Regions from separate parts of the Homo sapiens genome. Here region 2 is linked to region 1. Evidence: chromatin loops called from intact Hi-C (ENCODE). Cell type or tissue: Caco-2. All regions are shown on one strand. Each heading gives the region's core, and the rest is flanking DNA. Links, peaks and the distances in the headings are about the cores only.

Evidence for each region. A loop is a pair of places that touch in the nucleus more often than their neighbours do. Peaks named below come from ENCODE experiments on the same cell type or tissue, not always from the same donor. Only the 100,000 strongest peaks of a DNase experiment are listed, where the experiment ranks them.
Region 2: a loop joins it to region 1, with 6 times the contacts of the local background. A loop is called at or near these places in 3 of 110 quality-filtered maps.

What each region holds. Positions count from the first base shown.
Region 1 is chr20:32,322,136-32,330,471 of GRCh38, reverse strand. It overlaps KIF3B (kinesin family member 3B), which reads right to left. Exons shown (of 9, transcript NM_004798.4): 6 at 3,588-3,701; 7 at 2,811-2,916; 8 at 153-331. Among named protein-coding and RNA genes, the nearest start is that of ASXL1, 32 kb to the left of the region's middle. RefSeq lists an enhancer at 2,945-4,144. In Caco-2, for the core only: no CTCF peak of the experiment used is centred there; DNase peaks (open chromatin) are centred at 3,241, 3,871 and 4,531.
Region 2 is chr20:32,253,455-32,261,790 of GRCh38, reverse strand. No RefSeq gene overlaps it. Among named protein-coding and RNA genes, the nearest start is that of MIR1825, 20 kb to the right of the region's middle. In Caco-2, for the core only: no CTCF peak of the experiment used is centred there; DNase peaks (open chromatin) are centred at 4,940 and 6,320.

The DNA of each region.
Region 1 (8,336 bases), core at 84-8,083:
TATTTGTAGAATAAATAAGTAAACATAGGAGTAATATGGCAATATTTTCTAGTGTGTTCTGCAAAGTATTCCATGATAAACAAGCATTCTTGCTTTGGTTTGTCCTTGTTCAAACATGTTCTGTTTAAACACACGTCATCAAAGCCACTCACCTGGCCTTGGATTTCTTATTTGCAGTGCTTTCAAATGATGATGCATCCACCTGTATCTCATCTTCATCCTGCAGAGCCGCATCCAATGCAGCCTGGACCTTGGGGGCAATGGCTGGACCCTCATAGTCTCTGGTGGTCCGGCTGGGCATGTCCAGCTCTAACAGCACAATGTTTTCTGCCTGCAGAAGCACAGCCATCACCAGCTAGGTTAGCCTCCAACTGGACACAGGCAGTACAAGCAATCGAGGGCCCCTCCAAGAATAGAAGTGCAAATTGCTTGTTATTCAGGGCCTATCAAGAAAGAGCCTGCCTGAAAGAAGTGATGCCGTTTTACAACACCTAACTCCACCTAATTTTTTGCTTTTGCTTTCTTTCTTTTAAATAACTCAAAGCCAGGAAGAATGGCACCCAAAGAGCTAACTAACCGTAATCTTCTGTTTGGCTCTGGCTGCCAAGAGAGACTCAGAAACATCTAAAAATATTTCAAGTGAAAATCTTTCACTATAAAAATAATACAAGTTCCCTATTGATAGTTATAAAATACAGATGAGCAAAAAGAAAAAAAACATTGAGTGTGCTTCCACCAACCAGAGAAAAACAGTTTACATTTCAATATATTTTACATCAAATTTTATATCATATATATACTTCTGGTGTAAATTACTCTATAACTTAATACGTTGTGTATCCTAGTTCAGCCACTTGCCCCACTACTTGACCTTTAAGCAACAGGACTGAATGCATAGAGAAGATGGGGAAACTTAATTAGAGAAAGCAGTCAAGTGCTGGGTACAATGCCCAGCACACAGCAAGTGCTCAGCTGGGCATGGTCATCCCAGTGCTTTGGGAGGCCAAGGCAGGAGGATCACTTGAGCCGAGGAGTCTGAGGATACAGCGAGCTATGACTGTGCTACAGCACTCCAGCTTGGGTGACACAGTGAGATCCTGCCTCAAAAAAAAAAAAAAAAAGAAAAAAAAGGCCAGTGCGGTGGCTCACGCCTGTAATCCCAGCACTTTGGGAGGCTAAGGCGGGTGGATCACCTGAGGTCAGGAGTTCGAGAGCAGCCTGGCCAACATGGTGAAACCCCGTCTCTACTAAATATACAAAAATTAGCTGAGCGTGTTGGCACATGCCTGTAATCCCAGCACTCTGGGAGGCCGAGGTGGGTGGATCACCTGAGGTCAGGCATTCAAGACCAACTTGGCCAACATGGTGAAACCCTGTCTCCACTAAAAATACAAAAACTAGCTGGGTGTCGTGGCATGTGCCTGTAGTCTCAGCTACTAGGAAGGCTGAAGCACCAGAATTGCTTGAACCCAGGAGACAGGGGTTGCAGTAAGCAGAGCTCGCGCCACTGCACTCCAGCCTGGGCGACAGAGCGAGACTCCATCTCAAAACAAATTAATTAATTAATTTAATTTAATTAAAAAGTAGAGGCTCTCATGGCAGAGTTTCTATTTTTCTATTTTGGGGTCATTAAATAGTCCTCAATGATGTCCCTTTAAATGACTACATGACTGACACACATTTTGTGAGATGAAAGTACCTGAAGTTCTTTACGACAGGTCCATCTCCTGTCACTACACATCTGTGTTCTCTCCAGCCTTCCCACAGAGCCATTTTGAAGTTCATTGTTAATATTTACTGGCCATGACAGACAGGATGTTTGTACTCTCCTTCTCTAGTACTGACTTTTTTTTTTTTTTGAGACAGAGTGTCGCTCTGCCACCCAGGCTGGAGTGCAGTGGCACGATCTTGGCTCACTGCAACCTCCGCCTCCTGCCTCCTGGGTTCAAGCGATTCTCCTGCCTCAGCCTCCCGAGTAGCTGGGATTACAGGTGCCTGCCACCATACCCGGCTAATTTTTGTGTTTTTAGTTTTTGTTTTTTGTTTTTGAGACGGAGTCTTGCCCTGTTGCCCAGGCTGGAATGCAGTGGCGCGATCTTGGCTCACTGCAAGCTCCACCCGCTGGGTTCACGCCATTCTCCTGCCTCAGCCTCCCAAGTAGCTGGGATTACAGGTGCCTGCCACCATACCCAGCTAATTTTTGTGTTTTTAGTAGAGATGGGGTTTCACCACGTTGGCCAGGCTGGTCTCGAACTCCTGACCTCAGGTGATCCACCAACCTCAGCCTCCCAAAGTGCTGGGATTACAGGCATCAGCCACTGCGCCCGGCCTATTAGTTATTATTTTTATTATATTTACTTATTTATTTTTTGAGACAGGGTCTCACTCTGTCACCCAGGCTAGAGTGCTGTGGCATGATCTTGGCTCAATGCAGCCTCTGCCTCCTGGGCTCAGGTAATCCTCCCACCTCAGCCTCCCAAGTAGCTGGGACTACAGGCACACACCACCACACCTGGCTAATTTTTGTATTTTTAGTAGAGTTAGGGTTTCGCCACATTGCCCAGGCTGGTCTCAAACTCCTGGGAATCAACCAATCTGCCCACCTTGGACTCTCAAACTGCTGGGATTACAAGTGTGAGCTACTGTGCTCGGCTTATTTATTTATTATTTGTTATAATTGTTATTGGTATAAATGTCTTCAAGTACCTCTGGAAAGAAGGTATGAACTCTGAGTGGAATAGTATCTAAGGGCTTACACAAATCTAGACTCCAAAAGAGACAGGAGAAAAACCCAAGAAGGATCTTCTCACCCTATATCGGGCCTCTGGACGAATCATCATGGACATTCTTGCGTGCTGGCTCAATGGTCTCTTATATCCCACGGCTGAGACTGGCCGCTTCATCATCTGCTGGTTCCTGGAAATGAACTGCAGTGTTAAAGCCCTGGCTGGAGTCCTGTGGAACCAGCACTCGGAAGACACTGACAGAACCTGAAGCAAGTAACTCCCTGGACTGCAGGCTGACGTAAGTGGGACGGGAAATGCTTCTGTTTTCTGCTTGAGTTGCTTTCTGATTCAGAGCATCATGCATCTTTTAAGCCAGAAGAGATTTTTAATCATCACCCAGTTCTTAGACAGCATTCACAAAGCATAGCTGTCAACACCCCCCACCTCTGCATCCCTGCCAGGTGTCTCCCATCTTTCCAGCAGCACCCAGACTTAGCATGAGAATCCTTCTCAACACTGTGGGTCAGAATGACACACAAAGATAACAGCTCTGAATTGCCCCTTACGTGACCTAGCATACTTCACTTCACAGCTGGAGAAACAGAAATGCAGGAACTTTGGAAAGGTCACTTGCTCACTCACTAGTGACAAAGTCTCCCAATTCCTAAAACCACACTCATGATCAAACTTTTACCTGGTGGATCTATGGCAGCTAGAAAATCAGTAATGCAGTGGGTTTTGAGTTTAAATAAGCCAAACTGTGTTCTTATCAAACCCCTTTGTTGACCAGAGGGCTCTTGTTATCAACATTCTTTTCCTCCCTCATACTTGAAAATATACTTGAAGTTAATAGTGACTTACTCCAGTCTGGTTATAGGATGTAGTTTCCAATGATCTTCCTCTTCATCAAAGAAGGCTCTATTCATAATTTTACTTTTTTCTTCCAGAGGGATAAAGTTTTCTATAATAAGATGCCTGTAAGAGCACACATAACAGGTGAAAACAGATACAGAATACATATGAAGTGTCAGCTATCTGGTCTCATGCATGGTGAGTAATCAGGTAAGAGTCAAGGCACATAGCAAACATTTACTCAGCAAGTACGATGGGCCTAACATCATACAAAGAGCTGAGATACAGACACAAATGACATCTGGCTCCTGCCTGAAACAAAGGGTAATGGTGCAGCCCTGTTAGGTATAATAGGTACTGACAGTGGTCTGTCTTAGAAATATGGAGAGGTCACTTCTGCCTGGGAAGGGGCAGGATGTGAACAGGCTCAAGAGGGAGGTGACCCCTGGGCTATATTGGAGTGAACATTTGCTACCTGAAGTATCTTTCAGAGGGCCACTGGTGCTGATAACCAAGGTCATTAACTTCCAAAATGCCAAAAACAGAAGAAATTAAACTGCCTTACTCCAATCCCATGGCTCGTTGTCCAAGCTGGAAAATTTCCCATTCTAACTGACCAGGATAAAAAGCAGGACTAAGTGGATTTCAGCCCCTGAGAATGAAGACCATTCCTACTAACAGTCTCTGTCTGACAAGTGCCCAGGAAACACATCAAACAAGGAAACTGGAACCCACTGGTGGTGTCTCTCTATGGTGATGACTGTCTCCCATTATATCTCTGCCTTTACTCTTCTAAAGCCTCAGGACAAAACAATGCCAAAAGGAAATGAACATGGAAGGGACACAAAGCAAACAGCACAGAGGTATAGGGTACTGTGAGAAAGAGGCTGACTCACTGTTTACTCAAAAGATATAAAAAGAGATATAGGCCAGGCACGGTGGCTCATGTCTGTAATCCTAACACTTTGGGAGGCCGAGCCAGTGGATTGCCTGAGGTCAGGAGTTCGAGAACAGCCTGGCCAACATGGCGAAACTCTGTCTCTACTAAAAATACAAAAATTAGCTGTGTGTGGTAGTAGGCACCTATAATCCCAGCTACTCAGGAGGCTGAGACAGGAGAATCACTTGAACCCAGAGGGCAGAGGTTGCAGTGAGCCGAGATCACACCACTGCACTCTGGCCTGGGCCAAAGAGCAAAACTCTGTCTCAAAAAAAAAAAAAAAAAAAAAAAAAAAAAAGAGAGAGAGAGAGAGATAATAATGAAAATAGACTCCTTAGAAAAAAAAATATTTTGGGGAGCTAAAATTTTCTCTTTGACATTTCAGAAACTATTTTTTATAACACATATTTGGCTTTCTTCTGGTTACAATGATTCTATTTATTCATTAGAAAATGTAAAAAACAGGCCAGGCCCAGTGGCTCACACCTGTAATCTCAGTGCTTCGGGAGGCCGAGGTGGGTGGATCACCTGAGGTCAGGAGTTCGAGACCAGCCTGATAAACATGGCAAAACCCTGTCTCTACTAAAAATATAAAAATTAGCCGTGCGTGGTTGACCTGCACCTGTAATCCCAGCTACTTGGGAGGCTGAGGCATGAAATTCACTTGAACCTGGGAGGCAGAGGTTGCAGTGAGCCAAGATCGTGCCACCGCACTCCAATCCGGGTGACAGAGCAATACTCTGTCTCAAACAACAACAACAACAAAAAGAAAATGTAAAAAACATAATCACCCACAATTTCACTATCCAGAGATAACTATTATTATTATGTTGGTATATTTTGTCCTGATCTTTTTCTAGATGTACATACCTGCAAAGAGGACTGACCGACACACACATTTAATTAATTAATTAGTTTTTCTGGAGACAGAGTCTCACTTTGTCGCCCAGGCTGGAGTAAAGTGGCGCAATCTCAGCCCACTGCAACCTTCGTCTCCCAGGTTCAAGCGATTCTCGTGCCTCAGCCCCCGGAGTAGCTGAGACTATAGACACATGTCTCCATGCCCAGCTAATTTTTTTGTATTTTTAGTAGAGACAGGGTTTCACCATGTTGCCCAGGCTGGTCTTGAGCTCCTGAGCTCAGGCAATTTGCCCACCTCAGCCTCCAAAAGTGCTGGGATTATAGGCATGAGCCACCGCACCTTGCCTACATTTAATTTTAAGGGCTCTTTTCCAAATTTAAAATTTGATCATTAAAAGAATCCCTTTGAAAACTTCTTCTTTGGCCAGGCATGGTCATTTTGTAACCCCACTAATGAAATAATGGATCCAGACAAAGATCATCTGTTGGCTGAAACTATTAGCTCCACATTTCTCAGGCCAGGCTGCACATTAACGTTACCTACAGAGTTTTGAAAAATATCTTGCCCAGACCTCATGAGAGACCAAGAGTTCTCAAAGTGCATTCACCAAACCAGCAGAAGCAATACCTGGAACCTACTAGAAATGAACATTCTCAGGCCCTGCCCCAGCCTTTCTGAATCAGACTCCGGGTGTGATACCCAGCAATCTGTGTTTAACAATCCCTTCAGGTAATTCTGATGCCTGCTAAAGTTTAAGGACTACTGCCCTAGACCAATTAAATCAGAATCTCTGAGGTGGGGCTCAGACATCATTAATTTTTAAAACTTCTCAGTTTGTAGCCAAGGTTGGGAACCCGTGCTTCAGAGATAGCTTTCAGTTAGAGCTAAATAAAGGGGATAGAGATACAAGTTAATTGACACCATGAAGAAAGAGACCAACAAATCCAGAATGTAGTATATTTCTTCTTTTTTTTTTTTCTTTTGAGTTGGTGTCTCACTCGGTCACCCAGACTGGAATGCAGTGGCATAATCTTGGCTCACTGCAGCCTTGAACTCCTGGGCTCAAGCAATCCTCCTGCCTCAGCTTCCCAAGTAGCTGGAACTACAGGCACATGCCACCACTCCCGCCTACAATGTGGGATATTTCTACAGGCTATCTGATTCAGTCTTTTCAACAAGTCAACTATGAAAAATATGTATATATATACTTTTTGAGATGGAGTTTCGCTCTTGTTGCCCCAGCTGGAGTGCAGTGGCACAATCTTGGCTCACTGCAACCTCCGCCTTCCAGGTTCAAGCAATTTTCCTGCCTCAGCCTCCCGAGTAGTTGAGATTACAGGCGCCCGCCACCACACCCAGCTAATTCTTGTATTTTTAGTAGAGATGGGGGTTTCACCATCTTGGCCAGGCTGGTCTTGAACTCCTGACCTCATGATCCACCTGCCTCAGCCTCCCAAAGTGCTGGGATTACAGGTACGAGCCACCATGCTCGGCTGAAAAATATTTTTAAAAATAAAAAGAATTGGCTGGGCGTGGTGGCTCACTACTCGAGTAGTCCCAGCTACCTGGGAGGCCGAGGCAGGAGAATCACTTGAACCTGGGAGGCAGAGTTTGCAGTGAGCCGAGACCGCGCCACTGCACTCCAGTCTGGCGACAAAGTGAGACTCTGTCTCAAATAAACAAATAAATAAAATAAAAAATAAAAAGAATTGCCTCAGATTAAAATAAGTCTAAGAGACTTAATAACCAAATGTAACATGTAGTCCTAATATGTAGATCTTAAAACGAGCAAACCAAGAAAATCTGAATGTGGATTGGGTACTAGAAAATACTAAGAAACTTAATTTTTTTAGGTATAAAAATATCATTGTGTAGACAAAAATCAATTATATATAAATATAAATATATATAAATATATAAATATAAATATATAAATATAAATATATAAATATATGTAAATATATAAATATAAATATATAAATATATATAAATATATAAATATAAATATATATAAATATATAAATATATATAAATATAAATATATATAAATATAAATATATAAATATATAAATATAAATATATATAAATATAAATATATGTATATATAAATATGTGTATATATATAAATATGTATATATATAAATATGTATATATATAAATATGTATATATAAATATATAAAAATATATATGAATATGTATATAAATATATAAAAATATATATGAATATGTATATATAAATATATATAAATATATAAAAATATACATATAAATATATATAAATATATATAAATATATATATAAATATATATAAATATATATATAAATATATATAAATATATATATAAATAAATATATATAAATAAATAAATATAAATATATATAAATATATAAATATATATAAATATATATAAATATATAAATATATATATAAATATATAAAAATATATATATAAATATATATAAATATATAAAATTTTTTTTTTGAGACGGATTCTCGCTCTGTCGCCCAGGCTGGAGTGCAATGGCGCAATCTCGGCTCACTGCAACCTCCGCCTCCAGGGTTCAAGCGATTCTCTTGCCTCAGCCTCCCAAGTAGCTGGGATTATAGACACCCGCCACCACGCCTGGCTAATTTCTGTATTTTTGTAGAGACAGGGTTTCACCATGTTGGCCGGGCTGGTCTCAAACTCCTGACTTCAGGTGATCCGTCCACCTGGGCCTCTCAAAGTGCTGGGATTACACGTGTGAGCCACCATGCCCAGCCAGTATTTTTATATACTAGTAATTAATATTCCAAAAATAAAATTAAGAAAACAATGTCATATACCATAGCACCCAAAAAACCCTTAGGTATAAATTTAACAAAAGTGTAAGAATTATACACTGAAAACTACAAAACATTCTCGAGAAAAATTAAAGAAATAATAAATAAATGGAAAGACATCTCATGTTCAT
Region 2 (8,336 bases), core at 23-8,022, 69 kb after region 1:
ATCAGAAGTAAATACATGCAATGGTTCATATTTGACCAGTAGGAAAGTGGGATCAGGAAATGAAAGGGTGAGAGCAAAAGGGGTGGAGGGCAGTGGGAGACGATAATCCACAGACACAATGTTGGGGGCTAAGGCAAGGAGACCAAGGGGAAGGCTGCTGGGGGAGCTGAAAATCCCCAAAAGGACATTTATTGAGCACTTATGAGTTAAGCACATCAGTCTTTGTAATCATTCTATCATGAAGGTACTATTATTTTTATTATTATTATTATTATTATTATTATTATTATTATTATTATTATTATTTTTGAGATGGAGTTTCACTCTTGTTGCCCAGGCTGGAGTGCAGTGGTGTGATCTTGGCTCACTGTAACCTCCGCCTCCCACCTCAAGCGATTCTCCTGCCTCAGCCTCCAGAGTAGCTGGGATTACAGGCGCCCGCCGCCATGCCCAGCTAATTTTTGTATTTTTGGTAGAGACGGGGTTCCACCATGTTAGCCAGGCTGGTCTCGAACTCCTGACCTCAGGTAATCTGCCCACCTCGGCCTCCCAAAGTGCTGGAATTATAGGCGTGAGCCACCGCACCCGGCCCAAAGGTACTATTATTATCCCCACCTTACAGATGGGAAGACTGAGGCTCAGTTCATTAACTAGCCAAGGTTGTGTAGCTACCTCGTGGCAGAGTCAGGTTGTAACCCAGAGCTCACACTCTCTCCTCTGCCTACAATCAGGTGACCCCAGCTCAGTCCCTCCCCTTCTCTCAAGTCCTCTGCAAATATTGGGTGTGTTTCTAGGACAGAGAGATGAAAAATATCCTATTCCCCTCGTCCCTGGAGGCTCCCAGACTCTGGAGAAGAGACACAATATATAACTGATTTGAGACGAGTCCTTTCAGAAGCACATTCAGTGAGTGACTTGCAAACCGTGATCATTCTTGGTTAGCCCTCTTTGTGTGTTTCTGCAGAACTGCCCTGCTTACATCTCTCTAATGGCTCCCCATTTTCCAGAGGTTAGGCCAGGTTGTCTTCCTGTCAACACCAGGCCCAACTTAAGTATTGGCGATATTTCCCTTTTTTCTCTGATCAGGCTCCAGGAGCTCACCCGCCTCTAAATACTTTGTTCCACCGGTTCTCCTCACCTAGAATGCCCTCTCCACTAAACCCCTCTCTTCACCTACAAACAACACACCTATGTCCATAGTTGTTCATTGCCCACCATCCCAAAGAAGCAGGATCCTGCAGACATCCTCACTCAGCTGAGTTTTATCTGCATTGTGGACAAAGGAAAATGTCGTATTTCTGGCACTTAAAGGGAAAATGTGAGCTGTACTTCTAATAATTAAAAACAAAGTCCTGGCCCGGCGTGGTGGCTCATGCCTGTAATCCCAGCACTTTGGGAGCGGAGGCGGGTGGATCACCTGAGGTCAAGAGTTCGAGACCAGCCTGGCCAACCCCATCTCTGCTAAAAATACAAAAATGGCCGGGTGTGGTGGCTCACGCCTGTAATCCCAGCACTTTGGGAGGCCCAGGCGGGTGAATCACGAAGTCAGGAGTTCAAGATCAGCCTGGCCAACATGGTGAAACCCCATCTCTACTAAAAATACAAAAAAAATTAGCTGGGTGTGGTGGCGCATACCTGTAATCCCAGCTACTCAAGAGGCTGAGGCAGGAGAATCACTTGAATCCAGGAGGCGGAGGTTGCAGTGAGCCGAGATCAGATAGTCACTGTACTCCAGCCAGGGTGACAGTGCGAGACTCTGTCTCAAAAAAGTAAATAAATAAAAATAAAAATACAAAAATTAGCCAGGCATGGTGGTGCATGCCTGTAATCCTAGCTACTTGGGAGGCTGAGGCATGAGAATCACTTGAACCCAGGAGGCGGAGGTTGCGGTGAGCTGAGATCACCACTGCACTCCAGCCTGGGCGACAGAGTGAGACCCTGTCTCAAAAAAAAACAAAAACAAAAAAACAAAAACCAAAGTCACTGAAACCTTGGAACGTACCTCAACCAGTCTTATAAAAAATTACCTTTGGCCGGACATGGTGGCTCACACCTGTAATCCCAGCACTTTGGGAGGCCGAGGCCGGCGGATCACGAGGTCAGGAGATCAAGACCACCCTGGCCAACACGGTGAAACCCTGTCTCTACTAGAAATACAAAAAATTAGCCGGGCATGGTGGCACGCACCTATAGTCCCAGCTACTCGAGAGGCTGAGGCAGGAGAATCACTTGAACCCGGGAGGCGGAGGTTGCAGTGAGCCAAGATGGAACCACTCCAGCCTGGGCAACACAGCGAGACTCCGTCTCAAAAAAAAAAAAAATTACTTCGCCAGGTGGGGTGGCTCACGCCTGTAATTCCAGCACTTTGTGGGGCCAAGGCGGGTGGATCACCTGAGGTCAGGAGTTTGAGACCAGCCTGACCAACATGGTGAAACTTTGTCTCTACTAAAAATACAAAAATTAGCCAGGTATGGTGGTACACGCTTGTAATCCCAGCTACTCAGGAGGCTGAGACAGGAGAATTGCTTGAACCTGGGAGGCGGAGGTTGCAGTGAGCTGAGATCACGCCACTGCACTTCAGCCTGGGCAACGGCGAGACTCTGTCTAAAAAAAAAAAAAATTGCCTTTATGGGTAAAGCAGGAATTACTGGATGAAAGCTCCAGAGAGACCCTCAAAATAGTTTATTTATTTTACTGATTGATTGATTGATTGATTGATTGATTTTGAGACAGGGTCTTGCTCTGTCACCCACGCTGGAGTGCAGTGGCACAATCACAGGTTACTGTAGGCTTGACATCCAGGCTCAAGCTATCCTCCCACCTCAACCTCCCAAGTAGCTGGGACTATAGCCACACACCACCGCACTCAGCTAATTTTGGTATTTTTGTAGAGACAGGGTCTCCCTATGTTGCCCAGGCTGGTCTTGAACTCCTGGGCTCAAGCAATTCACCTGCCTTGGGCTCCCAAAAAGTGTTGGGATTATAGGAGTGAGCCACTGTGCCCAGCCAAAAATAGTTTATTTATTGTAGTTATTAATATTTAGCATTATTTATTTATTTATTGAGACAGGGTATCATTCTGTCACCTGGGCTGGAGTGCAGTGGCACAATCTCAGCTCACTGCAACCTCTGCCTCCAAAGTTCAAGTGATTCTTCTGCCTCAGCCTCACGAATAGCTGGGATTACAGGTGTGCAACACAACGCCTGGCTAATTTTTGTATTTTTAGTAGAGACGCGGTTTTGCTCTGTTGGCCAGGCCACACCTATAATTTCAGCACTTTGGGAGGTTGAGGTGGGAGGATCTTTTGAGCCCAGGAGTCCGAGACCAGCCTGTCTCTACAAAAAAAAAAAAAATTAAAAATTAGTCAATTATGGTGGCATGTACCAGTAGTTCTGGCTACTTGGGAGACTGAGGTGGGAGGATCACTTGAGCCCAGGAGTTTGAGGCTGCAGTGAGAGATAGAGCAAGACTTCGTCCCTGAAAAAGGAAAAAAAGAGGTAGGTAAGTGCTATTATTATTCCCATTTTACAGATGAGAATTGAGGCTACAATTATGCAATGAGTAAGTCGCAGAGCGAGATTCAAAGCCTGTTTTAACCCAGCTTTAAAGCCTGAGACTTTGGCCACCTTGGACTCACAAGCCTGTGAACCAGAGACAGCACAGGTCTGCAGTTGTATTTCCTGTGGGCTGTTCAGTGTTTTATAAACTAGAGAATTAGGCCGGGCATAATGGCTCACGCCTGTAACCCCAGCACTTTGGGAGGCCGAGGCGCGCAGATCACGAGGTTGGGAGTTCGAGACCAGCCTGGCCAATATGGTGAAACCCCATCAGTACTAAAAATACAAAAATTAGCTGAGTGTGGCAGCGGGCACCTGTAGTCCCAGCTACTTGGGAGGCTGAGGCGGAAGAAGCACTTGAACCTGGGAGGCGGAGGTTGCAGTGAGCCGAGATTGTGTCACTGCACTCCAACCTGGGCAAAAGAGCGAGATTCTGTCTCAAAAATAAAATAAAATAAAGAATTAATTGCCAATTTAAAACCCAGGAAATTGCCTGACACAGTGGCTCATGCCTGTAACCCCAGCACTTTGGGAAGCCAAGGCGGGTGGATCGCTTGAGCTCAAGAGTTTGAGACCGACCTGGGCAACATGGCAAAACCTTGTCTCTACAGAAATTAGCCAGGTGTAGTGGTGTGCACCTGTAGTCCCAGATACTCAGGAGGCTGAAGTGGGAGGATTGCTTGAGCCCGGGAGACAGAAGTCGCAGTGAGCTGAGATCATGCCACCACTCCAGCCTGGGTGACACAGTGAGACCCTGTCTCAAAAAAAAAAGGGAAATTTCCTATAAAATCGGGATTTTTCAGCTTCTCTTGAAATATCTAAAGATCTGGCTACACTGGACCTAAGTCCCATATGGCAACAATTGGCTGGGAGGAGTAGCAGTTGCTACAGTTAAAGGGGGTGTGTGCATTGCACTTTGACTTAGACCCCCAGCCCCCACTCCACCACATTGACCTGCCTCATTCATCTGGTCCTTGAAAGCATTTGGGGATTTTTTTGTGGTTTTTTTTTTTTTTTTTTTTTTTGAGACAGAGTCTCGTTCTATTGCCCAGACTGGAGTGCAGTGGCGCGATCTCAGCTCACTGCAACCTCCACCTTCCAGGTTCAAGTGATTCTCCTGCCTCAGCCTCCTGAGTAGCTGGAATTACAGGTGTACACAACCACTCCCAGCTAGTTTTTGTATTTTTAGTAGAGATGGGATTTCATCATGTTGGCCAGGCTGGTCTTGAACTCCTGAACTCAGGTGATCCGCCTGCCTCGGCCTCCCAAAGTGCTGGGATTACAGGTGTGAGCTACCACGCCCAGCCCTTGGAAGCATTTGAATTTGTGACTCCTGGGTCCATACTTTCTAACAGTTGGAATTGCCTTGCAATGTACTGATCTCCCCGTCACTGGAAATGTGCAAACTCAGGCTAGATGGCTACTGTAGGGATGTCAGAGAGGGATTTCAAGAGCCAGTTGGGTAATTAGATCAGATAACATACATTATGCTTTCCAGCCCTGCAATGACAAATATTTACTTAAGACTTTGCAGCATATATTTTTGAGAACTAACTTCCCCTCTGGTTTCAACTTACTGTTTCAGTCTTTCCTTTCCCTTTCCCTTGGTTTCTTGATCTATTTATATATTTTTAATCATACGATTATACTGTATGAATCCCTGTAAGCTTCCTCAAATCTTTTCTGGGAATAAGGGGAACAAATGAATCTATACGTAAATATTTACCTAAAGGGTTTGGCTCCAGGTACTGAAGAGAAACAAAAAGAGAATTATAAGTTACAACTGCCAAGTTACCTCAGGTCTCTCCGAGATTATCAGACTCAAAGCAATAAAGGCAACAAAACAGAAAGAGCTAAGAGTCTGGGATATGAGCATGTGCCTAGGTGCTCCCAACCCACTGTCTTAGGAAAGGCAGCCTCAATGTTTATTGCTCACCCTTTGTTTAAAATACATGTTTTTTTTGAGACAGGGTCTCACTGTATCACCCAGGCTGGAGTGCAGTGGCACGATCTTGGCTCACTGCAACCTTTGCCTCCCAGATTCAAGCGATTCTCGTGCCTCAGCTTCCCAAGTATCTGGGATTACAGGCGTGCACCACCACTCCTGGCTAATTTTTGTAATTATAGTAGAGACAACATTTCACCATGTTGGCCAGACTGGTTTTGAACTCCTGACCTCAAGTGATCCGCCCACCTCGGCCTCCCAAAGTGCTGGGATTACAGGCATGAGCCACCGTGCCCGACCTAAAATAGATTTTTAAATCCCATGGCCAGGCATGGTGGTTCACGTCCGTAATCCCAGCACTTTAGGAGGCTGAGGCAGGAGGATCACTTGAGGCCAGGAGTTTAAGATCAGCCTGGGCCACACAGTGAGATCATGTCTCTACAAAAATAAAATAATACAATAAATTCTATAACTAAATGTGGCAGTTTTTAAAGAAGTGGCTGCAAATTCCTTGACACTCCTCCCATTGGAGGGGAGTCTATGTCCCCTTTCCTTGAATCTGGGTGGCTTGTGGCTGATTTCACCAATAGAGTATGGCAGAGGTGATGCTATGTGACTTCTGAGGTTGGGTCATAAATAAACATGCAGCTCTGCCTGGTTCTCTTGGAATATTCTTTCTCCAAATGCTTCTTTCTGGAATATTCCCTCTTGGAACACAGCTTCCACGCTGCAAGGAGGCCTAGGCCACAGTGAGAGGCCATTTGTAGGTGTTCTAGTCAATGGCTGTAGCTGAGCCCAGCATGCTAGTCATCCAAACCCAGGCACCAGAAACGTGAGTCATCACCAGCTGTTGTCATCTCCCAGCTCAGGCTCCATATATCAGGGAGCAGAGACAAACCAATTATGTTGTGCCTTGTGCAAATTCCTGATCCACAGAATCTGTGAATGGAATAAAAGGATTGTTGTTTCATGCCACTAAGTTTGGGGTGCTTTGCTATCCAGCGACAGAAAATTAGACCAGTTACCCAGGAACACAGTTATTGCAAATGATTCAAACCATCAAGAAAAATATGTAATATAAAAGTGATAGGTCCAGTGGGGCAAGGTGGCTCACGCCTGTAATCCCAGCACTTTGGGAGGCTGAGGTGGGCAAATCACCTGAGGTCAGGAGTTTGAGACTAGCCTGGCCAATATGGTGAAACCCTGTCTCTACTGAAAACACAAAAATTACCTGGGTGTGGTGGTGGGTGCCTCTAATCCCAGCTACTGAGGAGGCTGAGGCAGGAGAATCACTTGAACCTGGGAGGCGGAGGTTGCAGTGAGCTGAGATCATGCCATTGCGCTCCAGCCTGGGCGACAGAGTGAGACTCCGTCAAAAAAAAAAAGTCTGTCCTGGCCAGGTGCAGTGGCTCATGCCTGTAATCCCAGCACTTCAAGAGGCCGAGGTGGACAGACCCCTTGAGCTCAGGAGTTTGTGACCAGCCTGGGAAACATGGCAAAACCCCATCTCTACAAAAAATACAAAAATTAGCTGGGCGTAGTGGTGCCTGTATTCTCAGTTACTTGGGAGGCTGAGGTGGGAGGATCACTTGAGCCTGGGAGGCAGCAGTTGTGGTGAGCTGAGATTGCACCACTGCACTCCAGGCTAGGTGACAGGGTGTAACCCTGTCTCAAAAAAAAAAAAAAAAAGATAGGTTCCCTTCTCTTTTTTGTGTGTGTGTGTGAGATGGAGTCTTGCTCTGTCACCCAGGCTGGAGTGCAGTGGCACGATCTTGGCTCACTACAACCTCCACCTCCCGGGTTCATGCCATTCTCCTGCCTCAGCCTCCTGAGTAGCTGGGACTTCAGGTCCCCTCCGCCACGCCTGGCTAATTTTTTGTATTTTTAGTAGAGACGGGGTTTCACCGTGTTAGCCAGGATGGTCTCGATCTCCTGACCTCATGATCTGCCGGCCTTGGCCTCCCAAAATGCTGGGATTACAGGTGCGAGCCACCACACCCGGCCCTGGTAGATTCCCTTTTCATAATATGCCTACCATTCCATCTCCCTCCCCAGGGATGACATTGTTACCAGTTTTTGTTGTTGTTCTTGTTGTTTTTGAGACGGAGTTTCACTCTTGTTGCAATGGCGCAATCTCGGCTCACTACAACCTCCGCCCTCCAGGTTCAAGCAATTCTCCTGCCTCAGCCTCCCGAGTAGCTGGGATTACAGGAGCATGCCAACACGTCCGGCTAATTTTTGTATTTTTAGTAGAGACAGTGTTTTGCCACGTTGGCCAGGCTGGTCTCAAACTCCTGACCTCAGGTGATCCACCCACCTCGGCCTCCCAAAGTGCTAGAATTACAGGTGCGTGCAACCATGCCCAGCCATTACCAGTTTTAAGTGTATCCTTCTCAATCTTTTTCTACATATTTATATGTGTATGTAATAGAAATATGTAGGTTTCATGCTTCTTTTTTAAGTGAGATTATATATATGCAGGCAACTTGCCTTCTTTCTATTAATAATATGTCTCAGTGATATCTTTATATTCACAAAAGAATCTGAATTGGTAATACATTCATGTGCTGTGGTCACCAGCTTTGAAGATGGCCTTCAATGACCCCCACCTACTTGTATTCAAATCCTTGTGTAGTCTCTTCCCACACGGAACCAGCACTGGCCTGTGTGACCAATAGAATATGGCTGAAATGATATTATATGACACTTCTGAGATTAGGTTATAAAAGACACAGTAGCTTCTGTCTTGGATCTTTCTCTTGGATCCCTTGTTGTGGGTGAAGCCAGCTGTCAAATTGAGAGCATCTCTGTGAAGAAGCCCACAAGGAGAATA